Regions from separate parts of the Mus musculus genome. Here region 2 is linked to region 1. Evidence: chromatin loops called from intact Hi-C (ENCODE). Cell type or tissue: left cerebral cortex. All regions are shown on one strand. Each heading gives the region's core, and the rest is flanking DNA. Links, peaks and the distances in the headings are about the cores only.

Region 1 (4,391 bases), core at 104-4,103:
AACTGTCTGGAAAAACAAAAACCAAACAAACAAAAACCAAAAGACAGGGTTTCTCTGTACAGCCCTGGCTGTCCTGGAACTCTCTGTAGACCAGGCTGGCTTCCAACTCAAGAAATTAAAGGAATTAAAGGTGTGACCACCACTGCCTGTCAAGCTGCAAGTCTTTTTTTTTTTTTTTTTTTTTTTGAGAAAGGGTTTCTCTGTATAGCCCTGGCTGTCCTGGAACTCACTCTGTAGACCAGGCTGGCCTCAAACTCAGAAATTTGCCTGCCTCTGCCTCCCGAGTGCTGGATTAAAGGCGTGCGCCACCACACCCGGGTCAAGCTGCAAGTCTTAATTCCTTAAGTAGAGCATTCCTCTCAAGGTCTACCCTGATCCATCCCACTAACCAATCTGTACTACTAGCTAAATAAAAGGGTGCAGGCAGTGTCCAACTCACCTACCAGGAACAAGCTGATGATCCAGACTTTAAGCCAAACAGCCCCTCCTCTGACCCCACTGCTCAGGATGTATTACAAAGGGCAAAAGAAAACCAGGCCGAAAATATGTCGTATGTGAACTACATAGAATGTCTGTCATAATTAGGATCTCACACTATAGCCTAGGCTGGCCTTAAGTTCCAAACCCTCCTGTGTCCGTTTTTTGTTTTGTTTTGTTTTTTCGAGACAGGGTTTCTCTGTATAGCCCTGGCTGTCCTGGAACTCACTCTGTAGACCAGGCTGGCCTCGAACTCAGAAATCTGCCTGCCTCTGCCTCCCGAGTGCTGGGATTAAAGGTGTGTGTCACCACTGCCTGGCCAATGTCAAGACCTATTACCTCAGCTTCCCCAGCACCAGAAGTGTAAGACTGCACCTCCAAACCTCTTTTAAAAAAAAATGTCTGACAAACTCAAAGCCTTGAAGGCTGGGGCTTAGCTGATAAAAAGTGCTTTCTGTCTAAGTCTGCACTCGTGGAAGGAGAGCTGACCTCTCAAAGCTGTCCTGACTTCTACACACACACCATGGCACAACCATGTCCATTTTCTCCTCATGCATCCACACAAACACACCCCACCACCAACCCCCTCCCTGAAACCTTCACTGTGAATTAAATGCTGGGACGGAGAGATGGCTCAGACATGAAAGACTAAGCTCACAACCAAAGATGTAAGCTTAGGTGCTGAGTGGCACACTGCACCGAGTAGATCTGAAGATACCTGAGGCTGCTAAGCTCATGTGGGTCATGAGGTAGCTGCATAAACCATTGGAAAGTGTAATCTCAGCACTTGGGAGACTGAGGCAGGACTGCTATGGTTCAAGACCATGTGAGCGAGCAGCACAGACAGGTCTAGGATAGCCTGGGCTACAGATGAGCTCTTGTCCCAACAAAACATCGAAGAGAACTGCTGGTGCCTACCCATGATCCTCAGTGCAGTGGTAATGTCTCACTCATGAGTCATCTAAGGCTGGGCTGCTATAGCTTAAAAGGTGACATGGCAGGTCCCAAACAAGACCTCACAGTTAGAGGGGCCAGTGCTCCTGAATCAGAGAGCTAACCCAGTAAAACTCGACAGATCAGGGAGGAGTTCGACGTCCGCTGTCAGACAGAGAGAGACTTGGGGGAGAAAGTGGCATGAGGAGGATAAGCGAGAGCACAGGGCTCACCTGTAGACAACTTCATTGGAAGCTGTCTCATCAAATGCAAAGTCAAAGCAGAAAGCTTGGTTCTCCAGGTACTTCGTTAAGTCCACTTTTAACTTGGGTTCATGCACCAGGAGGAGACACTTGCTGGGAACAGAAATCACATCGATTTCTTTCTTGGCCAGTTCTGCAGAAGGAGAAGATTTCAGGGGCTGCTCTCTGAACACAGGACCTTCCTCTCAGTCAGCCCTCTGCTTCTGACTCAACAGCTCACCTTGTTTATTCAGTGGGCGTTTCCTGACACAGACACAGATCCTGTGCTCTTCGATCTGCAAGAGAATGAGGGAGACAGCCAACGGGAGGTCAGAACAGTACCAAAGCAGAGTTTATCCACAACCCCTTTCTTGGCTCTAGCAAGGGACAAAGAAACCTGATACTAGAACCCTGTTAACCACTCTAGGGGACAAGAAAGTCATTCTGAATGGCCCTCGTTCTCTTACTCCATGGCCTTCAAGGATTCAGCACTACTCAACTAGCCCTTAGCAGTCAGGCCAGCCTAAAGCAGAGAGCGAGTGCCTCATCTGAGCCTTAACTAATGTTCTCCCCTAAAGTATTTAAAAACAAACAAAAAATCTAGCTGCTGAGATGGCCGGGTGGGCAAGAGCTCCTTTGCCAAGCCGGATGACCTCAGTTCCATACCTGGAACCCACAAGACAGGAGGCCCAACTCAGTAAGCTGTTCCTGACCTTCTCCACGGCATGGCCACACAGGTGCAATACCCCCAGAATTTTGTTTGGTTTTTGGTTTTTATTTTTTTAGAGAATTATTTGTTTATTGTATTCTATTGTATGAATACATTGTTGCTATCTTCAGACACACCAGAAGAGGGCATCAGATCCCATTATAGATAGTTGCGAGCCACCATGAGGTTAGTGGGACTTGACCTCTGGAAGAGCAGCCTGTGCTCTTAACTGCTGAGTCATGTCTCTAGGCCTTGCTTTGTTTTTTTAAGGCAAAGTTTGACAGCATATACCTGTAATCTCACCATACATTGAGACTCTGTCTCAAGAAGGGGAAAAAAATCCAGCCAAACAAACAAAAACCAGCCTGGGAGATGGCTCAGCAGATACAGGCAGTCAGGACACCAAGCCTGAAGACCCAAGTTCAATCCCTGGCACGTGCACACGCGCACCCGCACATACACATACACACACACACACACACACACACACACACACACACACACACACACGTTAGAGAACTGAGTCCTGCAAGCTGTCCTGTCATCCATATGGGAGTGAGCACAAGCACCCTGCCAGGGGAAACAAAGCTAATTTAAGGACATTGTTTACTGGGTGTTCTGCCATGTCACTGTAATTCTAGCACCTGGGAGACAGGCAAGCAGATTTGTGTGAGTTTAAGGCAAGTTTAGTCTACACAGCAAGTTCTAGGCCAGGCAGTTCTAAAGTGTGACCCTTTCGTTTTTGTAAATATGTAAGAGTGCCGGCCTGTACATGTCTGTGTATCACATGGGAGCAGTGCCCAGGAAGCAGGGGATTTACAGCTGGTTGTGAGACACCTGTAGGGAATCGAACCCCGGTGTTTTGGGAGAACAAGTACTCTTAACTGTTGAGCCATTTCTCCAGCCCTAAGACACTATCTTTAAAAAGTGTTGGGAGGCCCCACCAGGGATATGGCTCAAGGGGAGACTGTGCTCAGTTATATGGAGTACCAAATTCAATCCCCATTAACACACACACACATAGAAAAAGAGAGAGAGAGAGAGAGAGAGAAGCACTCCCTCAGATAACACTCAAGACTGCATGGTGATCCCTGCATGCTTTCTCTTTGTCCTTCAGTGGTTTACCTGCTCAGGGAAGAGGAGGAGACTTTCTGGTATACTCACAGGGTCTGTCACAGTAAGCGGGCTACATTCCATAGTAACCCGAAATTCTTTGATCATCCGGGCAAATTCCCAGTTTGGAAAGCTGCTGTCATATTCCTGTGTGAGGCAGGAGGGACAGAAGGACAAAAGTTCAGGTGCGGGTGCTCTTAGACCCAGAGCTACCAGGCAGCAACAGCTCCGCAGCTAAGGAGTGCCTCACCCCGGCTCCAGTCTGAGAAGCCAGGCACAAAGTTCTGAGGCAGGACTGTGGGGGAGCATAGGCATGCACCAAGGACGAGAGCTGCTTTCACCATCTTAGGAGGCAAAGCAACAGAATGGGTTTCCTCAGAGCAGTTACCCAGCTAAGGAGCCTTCTTTGCCACCGATTTCACCCTGTGATAATACAGCTTACAGGGGATGGACAAGAAAGCAAGTAGGTGTGCCCAGCAAAAGCATTACACCTTGTGAGGACAAGATGGGCTACCCCACTGGCCAATCAGCACCAAGTATGGCTCAGCTGGTCATCAGCTGACTGCACATCTGTTAGGGACCTGTGCGGAAACTCTCGACCACATCTCCCGACAGTCACCTGTGCTCGCTTTATTCTTAGCTCCGAGTTCTGGGCCCTCTTCTCTTCACGCTTGTTCTTCATTTTCTCCATCTCCTTCACGATACACGATTTCCTCCGAACTAAGAAGAGAAGGAAACACACCGGGTTCCCTCTGTCAGTCTCTGGCTATTCCCTGAGCACTGGATCTTTCATAAAACAGGTCATCTTTCTCTAGACCCTCTCTGCTTCTGCTTATTTTGGCTTTTTCCTCCATGTAGCTCTGGCTATCTCAGAACTCACTGTAGATACATCAGGCTGATCTCCTTTATAGATCAGA
Region 2 (4,391 bases), core at 325-4,324, 290 kb after region 1:
GTGGTGAGGACTTTCATATCAAAAGAGAAAAGACTCTCTAACAGATTAATAGGCAAATAATATAAACAATCATGTAAGAAGTACTGATGGGTAGATACCTGAAAACAATCCATAGTAAACACAGAAAGACAAGGCTATAAAAGAATAACACAATGGGGCTGGAGAGATGGCTGAGCTGTGAAGAGCACCAGCTTTCCTTCCAGAGGACACAGGGTCAGGTCCTAGCACCCACATAGCGGCTCATAAATGTTCATAACCCTAGGGATCTGACACCCTCTTCTGACCCCCCCCCACACACACACCAGGCACACAGACATACATGCAAGCTAAATATTTATACACATAAATAAATAAATCTTTTAGAAAAATAAAAACAAGTAATAAAGAGTGGAAGAGATGACTCAGTCAGTATAGTGCTTGCCTTGAAAGCACAGCATTTAGTAGGTGCCGGTCAAGCAGACGGGGAATGAATTGCATCTGACGGATAATGAAGAACAGACAATGTTTGGCAAAGTAATGAAATGTGGCAGAAAGGGCTGAAGTAGACAGTAGCCTTGCTGCCAAGTCACAAAAGATAGAATTTAAGGGGAAGTTTCAGATACTAGCTAACATTTAACGATTTCTCTGTGCAGGGAGTGAATTGAATGTTTTGAATCCATGATTTCATCTAGCACAGAAAACAAGTTTAAATTCCTTCACACAAAGAAAGAGGAGGAAGAGACTGTCCCCAACTCTGTTCTTTTCCCTACTTCTTTGTGTGTGTGTGTGTGTATGTGTATGCGTAGCACATATGTGTGTTTGTCCTTGCATGCACATGAGTATGTATGAATATATGTGCTTATGTTATGAAGTCCAGATTGATGTTGCAAATCTTCCTCTATGGCTCTTCCCTTTTATCTTTTAAGACAAGGTCCCTCCATCAAACCCAGAGCTTTTCCCTATGGCTGATCCCGCTAGCCAGCTTGTTCTGGGGGAAACAGCTTTCCAAGGCCAGAAGTGCAACCAAGCCACTGCAGACCATCACATCTATCCAGTGTCTGCCTGTGGAATCTCAATTCAGTGGACAGAGCCCAGCTCTCTGCTCTGATTTTGAGGGAATACTCCTTTTCCAAAGAGGGAGAGCTCATAGGATGCACTGGGACACTCGGAGTTTAAGGTTCTCATGAGACAGTCATTGGGATGTCATGAGTCTGCAGCTTCTGATGGATACGGATGGGTTGTTGTCTATGTTAGAGAGGTGTCTGGAAGGCAAACCTGTGGTACATACACAGCTGTGGTGGTTTGGATGTCAATAGCCCCCATGGCCCATCTATTTGAATGCTTGGTCCCAGCTGGTGGAACTGTTTGGGAAGAATTGGGAGGCGTGGCTTTGTTGGAGGAAGTGTGCCACTGGAAATGGGCTTTGAGGTTTAAAGAACCCGGGCCACCATTCCACAGTTAGCATTCTCTCCCCGACTCCCTCTGTCTCTGTCTGTTTCATGCTTGTGGACCAAATATCAGCTCTCAGCTACTGCTCCAGCATCATGCCTGCCTGCCTGCCTGTGGTCATGCTCCCTACCATGATAGTCATGGACTCACCCACTGAAACGTAAGCAAGTCCCCAATAAACTACTTCCTCTTTAAGTTCCCTTGGTCATAATGTTTTATCATAGCAATAGAAAAGTAACTAAGATCTGCCATCAAATGTTCATCAAGCCCCACATTGAAAGCTGGGCACATGTCATGTCAAATATTCACTTCCTGAGATTCATAGGATGCTTATGTGAAAGACCATGAGTTGGTATTTTTAATTGTTGGTCTTTTAAAAATATCTAACATTTCCAATTACATTGTATGGATCTTTAAAGCAAGGTCAATATACCAAGTTGTTTTGTATTCCTCTTGTTGGAGGGTTCAAAACATGTTTGTTGATTAAATGTTCAAGAAAACAATAAGTGGAACAGCCATAAACAAAGACCAGCCCAGGTCTCTGGAAACCAAGCCTCTGTTTTTGTTATGATCTAAAAGTCTGTGAAAGTAGCCCAGTTTCACATAAATGACAGTTTTCATCACTGTCATCAAAGTTGATTGCTGGCATCAGAAAGTTGTGATTGGTACAACAAACTGACCGTCAAAAGCTCAGTCCAAGTGGCACTTTCTGAACACACTGATCAACACCCAGAGTTGGCGCTCAGCCTTGCTGGTCCAGAAACTTGATCCACTCAGACTTGAGCCCAGGGAAGATGGAGCATGCTCACACAACCATAAAAACAAGAGTATGCAGCTAGAATGTCAGCCTACTGATGCACACAAGGGCAGATCAGATATTCATATCCATTCTCATTTCCCGGCAGCTAAGCAATGTGCAAAGCCGCATCACTGGGAGGCTGTGTGGCAAGCGTAGCATCAGCACCCAGCCAGTGGGCTAGAGGCTTAGAATGCTGAGCAGCACCAGGCTCTGGCAACTGCGTGCACAGGCAGCAGGCGGTGGGAGCAGAGCAGTGGCTTCCTAACCACACACACACAGCTCTTGGTGTCCTAGCCGAATGGCTACTGGCAAGCTACTGGATGTTTCTAGAATGCGACTGGGGATATAGCTTTATTGGTAGAGTGCTTTCCTAGATTCACAATGTCTTGGATTTAATTCCAGCATAATATTAAAAACAAGACATGGTCTTTACCTGTAATCTTAACACTGGGAAGATTGAGAGGCAAAATTATCAGGCAATCAAGGTCATCTTGTCACATATAGAGTTTGAGGCAAGCTTGGGCTACATGAGATCCTATCGAAAACATAACAAAAAACTCAAACCATTAATAGAACTACTAATTCATAGGATGGCAATATCTCACAGGCTTACTATGAGGACTAAACAAGGAAACACATAAAAATTGCCACACCAGCCCCTGTCATACGAGCCACTGGGTAAATGGCAGTTACATGTGCATCCCCATACCAAGGACACACCTGTTAAAGGCTCAAACTGGCCTTTGAGACTATCCCTTGCTCTGAGCAACACATCAAAAAAGGCTGAAGGGAAAACTAATTAGAAAACTATGGCGTGATTCAGAGTAAGATGCTGGGCCCTTAAAACTGGCTGCAGCAAGGTAACAGGACTGAACTAGAGGCTATTTAGGAGGAAGGCAATACAGTGAGTATTTTCAGACCTATTTCTAATCCCAACAGTGCATACATGCATGCATGCATGTGTGTGTGTGTATGTGTGTGTGAGAGAGAGAGAGACACACACACAGAGAGACACAGAGAGAGAGAGAGTGAGAGAGAGAGGGAGAGAGAGAGAGAGAGATATCATGGAGGTCAGATTCAAGGCCTTGGACCTATTAGGCAAATGTTCAATCACTGAGCTACATCCCCAGCACCACCAATGGCAACTTGTAAAGTGGATAACCCTCTTTCAGATGAAAGTCACACACTAAGCAAACAGATCAAGATGACGGGCAATGACTGAACTGTAATGATTCACAGTTGGTAGGACTCCAACGCCCCCTTCTTTCTATGAACATCTACCACGGTGCCTGTCTTGGTTCTCAACCAAGATGTCAACCACAAGGCTCACGGTAATTTATTGCCACTAATAAAGCATAGAAATTTAGAGAGCTAATTTGCTTTCAGGAAATAGAACACGGAGCAGACCAAGGTTATCACTTTAATGAACACCACCATTTCCCGTTCTGTGTGATGCCTTCTCTCCAGTGGGAGAGGACGTGGAGGGAGGACTCAGAGATTTGTTTGTGAGAGTACACCAAACATCCTTTTTTGGTGGTCCATTACGACTTTGAACTTGTGGCAATCCTCAGCCTCCAAATGCTAGCTAGGCTCATGGTGTGAGCCCCCACACTCCCTAAACACATGAATTTCACTTGAAGAGTCTTGTTGAAAACGACTGAAGAGTGGCTACTCTGGCAAACAGACCCTGTCTGAGTGTGAGCGCCTTAGCTGGGCCTCTGCAGGGTGGCAGTGAGACAGAGACAAGCCTGTCAGGCAAACTGCTAGCTTCCTTGTGCTCCTTAGAGTGTCACGTTCCTGGCAACAGTCACATACAAACAAGCCTGTGCAAAGGTGTACTATCTCAGATGAGGGACGGTATTGTATAAGAGACCCGGCCTTAGTTCCTAAATGAACTGACATGTGAGGCCTCTCTGCTCTGCCTTTGCATCTTGCTGCTCAACACAAACAGAAAACTTTGCATCTGGTTTTTTGGTTTTTTTTTTTTTTTTGTGTGTGTGTGTGTATGTGATGACTTCTCTTTTTTAGATTTACTTTATTTTTTACTTTATGGGCATGAGTGTTTTGTGATTGTAGGTATGTGCACCATGGGCAGGAAGATGGCTTTGGAACCACTGAGACTAGAATTGCACATGGTTGTGTGTTGAGGATGGGTCTTTTGTTA

The links. A loop is a pair of places that touch in the nucleus more often than their neighbours do. Peaks named below come from ENCODE experiments on the same cell type or tissue, not always from the same donor. Only the 100,000 strongest peaks of a DNase experiment are listed, where the experiment ranks them.
Region 2: a loop joins it to region 1, with 2.6 times the contacts of the local background. A loop is called at or near these places in 1 of 42 quality-filtered maps.

The regions. Positions count from the first base shown.
Region 1 is chr4:117,168,192-117,172,582 of GRCm38, forward strand. Kif2c (kinesin family member 2C) reads right to left here. Exons shown (of 20, transcript NM_134471.4): 7 at 4,094-4,194; 8 at 3,526-3,621; 9 at 1,894-1,948; 10 at 1,644-1,806. Among named protein-coding and RNA genes, the nearest start is that of Kif2c, 12 kb to the right of the region's middle. In left cerebral cortex, for the core only: a CTCF peak has its summit at 2,500 (motif pointing right); no DNase peak of the experiment used is centred there.
Region 2 is chr4:117,453,453-117,457,843 of GRCm38, forward strand. The region is part of intron 2 of Rnf220 (ring finger protein 220); the gene reads right to left. Among named protein-coding and RNA genes, the nearest start is that of Gm12828, 13 kb to the left of the region's middle. In left cerebral cortex, for the core only: no CTCF peak of the experiment used is centred there; a DNase peak (open chromatin) is centred at 2,374.